2 separate regions of the Homo sapiens genome follow, and region 1 is linked to region 2. The links are chromatin loops, found by intact Hi-C in ENCODE. Cell type or tissue: heart left ventricle. All regions are shown on one strand. Links, peaks and the distances in the headings refer to the core of each region. The heading gives the core; the rest is flanking DNA.

Evidence for each region. A loop is a pair of places that touch in the nucleus more often than their neighbours do. Peaks named below come from ENCODE experiments on the same cell type or tissue, not always from the same donor. Only the 100,000 strongest peaks of a DNase experiment are listed, where the experiment ranks them.
Region 1: a loop joins it to region 2, with 2.9 times the contacts of the local background. A loop is called at or near these places in 4 of 110 quality-filtered maps.

The regions. Positions count from the first base shown.
Region 1 is chr1:7,290,321-7,293,231 of GRCh38, reverse strand. The region is part of intron 5 of CAMTA1 (calmodulin binding transcription activator 1); the gene reads right to left. Among named protein-coding and RNA genes, the nearest start is that of CAMTA1-IT1, 73 kb to the left of the region's middle. In heart left ventricle, for the core only: no CTCF peak of the experiment used is centred there; a DNase peak (open chromatin) is centred at 1,481; H3K27ac peaks cover 1,307 bases.
Region 2 is chr1:7,515,081-7,517,991 of GRCh38, reverse strand. All of the region lies in intron 6 of CAMTA1 (calmodulin binding transcription activator 1), which reads right to left. Among named protein-coding and RNA genes, the nearest start is that of CAMTA1-AS1, 75 kb to the right of the region's middle. In heart left ventricle, for the core only: a CTCF peak has its summit at 1,531 (motif pointing right); no DNase peak of the experiment used is centred there; H3K27ac peaks cover 487 bases.

The DNA.
Region 1 (2,911 bases), core at 216-2,715, 220 kb after region 2:
GGTCTGCATTTGCTCCCCAGCCTTTACCAGCCCCAGCTTCTGCAGCGCAATCCCTTCCCAGGAAGGCAGCCCCACCCCGTCCCTGTCCACTGGAAAGCAGTAGAAAGGGGGCAGGAATACAGCAGAAAAGCAACGAAGCCTGGGCTCTGGAAGCTCCAGTGACCCAGCAGGGAGTAGGACACCCCGCCGGAGCTTGCCACTTCCTAGGGTGGTTCTTCCCCAGGATTCCCAGGAGGCAGGGAGGACATGCCTTCCCAGAGATCCCACCCAACCTCTGCCTGGTGTGACATGGGAGGTGGCGCTGGGGTGGCCTAGTGCTCTGTAGGAATTCCTCTGCCTGCTTCCTAAAGGCGGAAGCGAGGCTGCAGGAAACACGTGGCATGGGATCAGTTGTCTTCTCAAAGGGAACTGAGCCCATGAAGGGCAATAAGAACTCACTTGAACAAAATGGTTGCATTTTCTCTGAGTGGTCCGTGGGTGCAGAGGAGTGCAGAAACGCATGCAAGGATTTGGCATCCCTCATAGGAACTGGGAAAAAACTAAGCAGCTCTTGATAATTTTCAAAGGAGGAATTCAATCAGGGATCAATTCAGAAATTTAAGCCAGAGCTGAGTCTGAGCTTCTCTCTCCTGAGTACGGAGAGTGGGGAATTCAGCATCTGGGCTCACATTCCTAAGAAAAAGGCAGTACCCGTATGGATCATCTTTCGAGAAATAATTAAGTCTTCAGGATGAATGGCGAGGCTGGGGGAGCAAAGGTTAGGTGGTTTTAATGCCACATCCAGCCTCTCCGGAGTGTTCAAGCAATTCCCATAAAGATCCACAGGAGACACACATATTCACCGAAGCTGAAATACAAGGTGGCTTCAAGAAAACACAGAATATTGGCTCTGCCTGCTAAATAAGTTCTTTCAAAGAACTTTTTTTTTCCCTTTTGAAACTGCCAGGACGTAAGAGTAGTTCATAATTGATCCCCAGAGAAGGCTCTGTCCAATAAGCCTTCCCTCTAGCTCACATCCCAGGAAGCCGCAGAACAAGCCAGCGCTTCAGCAATTCAATCTCCATATATTTTATTTTAAAAATATTTCATTTCTGGCCACCAGTCCTTAGATCTCCAATTTGATTTGGTTTCTATAAATGGATTTTTCAAAGTGTAGGTGGAAAGTAGATTTAATTGCGAATTTCTGCAAACTAAAATATTCAATATAAACGTCAGAGTATGTTTGCACCCAGCATCCTCCCTGCAATGCACACACCAGCTTTAAGATGGGCACACGCACCCTTGGATAGTATTCTCAGCTGTTTCCATTTACAGAGCCCAGTCAAAACAGCGGGGGAAGCTGGCATCTGGTTTTCTTCCCTGCACCACTTCCTGTTTCCAGACAGTTGTTGGAAGGAGGAATGTACCTCTAGAGTTTCAGCTAAGAAGCCAAATGTGGGTGACAACCAAAACTGTCCAAGGGCAATGCCGCCAATGGAGTGGAGCCAGGCTGGCTGCCCAGTTCTCACTGGCCACCCACTCCTGGGCTAGGCTCTCTGCCCTTCCAGTTCTGCCAGTAAAAGAAATGTGAAGGCTTAAAGCCCAGTGAGTGCTGTTGCTGTGATATCAGCCTCCTGAGGTCAGGCAGCTGAAGCAACACCCAGAGGGGATCTCCCAGCAGCGCTTAATTCATCGCTAGGGCCCAGAAGACAAGCTGACCATTTGCTGGTGTGATGAGGGGCGTGCACACAGAGGAAAGCTCAGCCAACTGGGAACAGGCTCTGGGCCAGGCACTTAACATTCATCTCTGAACAACTCCTAGGAGTTGTGCACTGAAATTCCATTTCAGATGACGAGACTGAGGCCCACTGTTTTCACGTAACTACTCCAGCGCAGAACTGGGTCAGGCTGACTCCATAGCCTAGGTTCTCCCTAACAACATGGCACTCTCCCGAGATACACTCTAGGGAGATTCCCCACTCCAGCACGATGGATGATCCTGCCAGAGTCCAGCACCCCCTTTGTCTCTGCCCGTCTTCGTCCCTAACTTTCCCAGCCTCTGGGTACTGTGTCTGTCATGGAGTGAAGGTCCTTCTAGGCTTTCAGTAGGTGCACTGCAAGGAACCCAGATATGGCAGCCCACCCACCAGTGCTTCACTGAGCACCTTCCACAGCAGTCCCGGCAGACTCAGAAGAGGAATGTGGCAATGGGATTGGGAGCATGTTTCATCCCACACAAAAGACACTGCACTCTGCAGGGGGAAACCAGGGGTCAGTTCCCATTCTGCCACTGAGAGCTGAGTGATCCTGTGAGAGTCACTTCACCCCCCCAGGAGCCCCCATTTCCTCATTTGCAAAATGAGGGACATTTTAGGACAGTAAAGTTAAAAGGAACCTCAGACTTGTTGGTAAAAGTATCGATGGAATAAATGTTAGGGGTTTTCTATTCATTGGGAGTTTCATTCTATGACTGTCATCTGTCGGAGAGTCCCCGAGAGCCACAGCACTTGCTGGCATCATGTGATAATGAAAATGATGATGGTAATAATAATAAAATGAGAATAATTTACGTCGCAGCAAGTAAAGCTAAAGATAGCAGTCAGTTTATATGCGGAGAAAGCACTAAAAATGTGTGTCAATACACGCAGGAAGATAAAAGCAATACGTGCATGGGGGGGGTGGTTGCAACACATAATTTGGAAATGCAAAATGGCCCAACAGAGACCCAGAGGTATGGAACTTTCTAGTGAACATCCCAGGCCCCGAGTTACTCTCACTGAAGGCAGGTGTCCCCTGCCCAGGTGGAAAGCTGGGTGACATATAGTAACATCCACTACTCCACATATATCTCTCTTTCCAAATCTAAAACTCAGGGACATGCACTGCTTCTGCTGAGGTGAGGGGCAACCCGTAAGGAAAGAGAACATGGTGT
Region 2 (2,911 bases), core at 93-2,592:
TCAAGAGTTTCTGATGGTTCAGTCAATTGCCCAGGCTCAGTAAGCAAAGGGCTTAACCCTGGGCTCTCAGAGCCAGGTGCAGGAGGGGTCCTCCAGGCCTCCTGGGGGGATCATCGTCCCTCATGGCAGGACTTCTCTTTAAGGGACCTTGGCTCAAACCTCTGCCTGGACATCCTCCAGGGGTGTACTCCGAAAGTACATCGCCAGGACTGAATGGATATCGTGTTCTCTCCCTGATGGGGGATGCCCAGACATGGTAGACAGAGGATGTGTTGGTTGCTCTAAGTGTCTCTGACCCTGAAGATTTGAGAATAAGCCCCAGCCGTCAGCCCCTGCTCAATTGCAGTCACCCACCCAGGAATTTCCCCAACCCTTCTTGAGACTTCATATCTGTTTTACTTTTTCCTTCCTTTGGAATCATAACATTAAAGAGATGATATATACCAAAGCACTTTGTGAAAGGAGAGTTAGCAGCAACTACTCAGAAAAGGAGCTAACATTTAGTAGAACCTACTAAATGCCAGGTTCTGTGCCAGGTCCTGCAATCCTTGCCATTATCAGAACAGGATTCGTGTACCCATTTCACAGGTTGGGGAACAGCTTTAGGGAAATTAAAGTCCTTGGCCAAGGTTGCAGGTAGAAGTGGAACTCTCCTGTGAGGTTCCCCTGTGACCCAGCAATCCCATCTCTAGGGATTTATCCCAAGGGTATAACCAGACCAACATGAAAAGGATAATTAGAAGGATCCTGGTTATTAATGATGAGTAATTAGGAATAATCCAAACATCCCACGCTCACGGACTGGCTAGATAAGTGATGGAGTATTTGGAGAATGGAATATAACGTGGCCACGAGAAAGGATTATGCAGATCTATGTCCATCAGCTTGAAAAGATGCTCATGTCAGCAAAAAAAGTAGATTACAAGATAGCAGTGGCTAATATCTGCCCAGAAAGAGCTCAGAAGTTCAGACACTAAAATCTGAAGAGTTACTATCTTTGGAAGGTGGGATTTCACACGATTTTTATTACCATTCTACCTTTTTTTAATGATTAGATTTTTAAACATGGGCATGGATTATTTTCATAATGAGAAATAACAATAGAGCTATGCCCATTTTACAAACAAGAGCCCTCTCAGGGTCTCCTGTGTGACTCCCTTTGCTGGCAGACAGGGCTTCCTTCCATTTGTCTAAAAATATGCAACATTTCTTCCCAGTGAGCCCCTTCTTCTGGCCTGTGGGGAGTGGAAAACAGGTCTGTGACATTCTGCTGGCCTTCTGTGGTCTCTTGTGGGTGTGACCACCTCAGTCCCTTCCTCTTTTCTGTGTGGGTTTTGCAGGACAGTTCCCTAGCATTCCTCTTGTCTTGGGGTGGAGAAATGAAGAACATGAAATCCTGAAATGTCTAAGCAGGAAGGAACCTCAAGGAGCCATCTGGTCTACCCTGTGCCTCTTTCTTAGCTGTTCCCACTGTCAGCCCAGCCATCCAAAGCATCCAGCTCTGAAGAGGCTTCTCCCAGCCAGCAGAGGGGCGTGTGTGCACTGGCTCTGGCCGGTGAGCTCCCTGGCTGCCCCAGCTGCCCTCCACGGCCCCTCCTCCTCCCAGCCCCCAATTCCACAGTGTGACTCCAACAGGAGGCTTCGGGACAGCAGAACAATTTAATTCCTATTACAGTATAAAAATTAATAACATTAAAATGTCATGATCATCCCACACTAATTAAGCATCTAATGAATAATTAGCTGTGGACACATCTGACATTTTGGTCATTAATTTGAGCAAGTGTTTTAAGTTCCAAACAAAACCCCTCTGTGGTGGAGCCCACGACTCTGTGTTAAGCGGTGGAGACTTACAAAGTCAGCGCACGTTCCCCAGCCGGCTGGGAGGCTTGCTGATGGAGGCGGGAGTGGGGTAGGTTCTCCTGCCCTGGTGGGGGCCGGTCCAGGAAGGCTGATGCAGAGCCCACCTTCTCTAGCTTGGGAGGATGTGACACAGGGCAAGGGCATATGCAAAGACTCAGGGGACATCAGTCCCTGAGACCTGGGGTAAGAGCCACCAGGCTCCACAATCCCTTTGCATCGGCTGTTCCCACTCAGAGGCTGAAATCAGACAAACCGTGCCTATTTGGGACCCATGTCCCACGACCTGCTGCGCCCATGGGTCTGTGAAATCACTCAAGGAAGGAAAAGAGTCGTGGAGTCTTAGCAGACCAGCAGATCCTGGGAAAAAGTGAAACCAGGTCTGTCCAGGGCTCGCGAGAGGTTAGCTTAGCAGGGGACGAAGGAGGGGAACTTGGGAGCCTGGTGGAGCCTGGACTCTGGATTTGCTCACTGGTGCCTCTCGCTCCGAGATGAGCTGCCCGGGGGGTGGAATAGGGTGTAGGGAGAAGTCATCCTGGCTAAGAGGCAGCCCCAAATCCTGTCAAGAGCCCTGGCCCGGGTTTAAACTCAGCTGTGCCCATCCCTGGCTGTGCAGCCACCCCTGACTGGGCCATGTGGTGGGCATTGGGCTGTGAGCTAAGTACTTACATACATAAGCCCATGAGGAAATTGGGCACCCAGAGGTTGAATGACTCACCTGAAGTCACATACAGAGGCAGAGCCCGGACAGGAATCAGGTGTTTTGGTGCCACAGTCCGAGACTTAGGCAATGCTCCTTAAGGCCTCTTTCTTCCTGATGTCTCAGGAACCCTTCCAAGGCCACAAGAGCAGGAAGCTGCCAGGGCCAGATAAGCTCTGCCGGTGAGTGACATGAGCAAGGGGACACCTGGGATGATCCCAGGTGGAGGCAGCCGGGGAGGACCAGCCTGATGATCCCAGGTGGAGGGAGCCGGGGAGGACCAGCCTGATGATCCCAGGTGGAGGGAGCCGGGGAGGACCAGCCTGATGATCCCAGGTGGAGGGAGCCGGG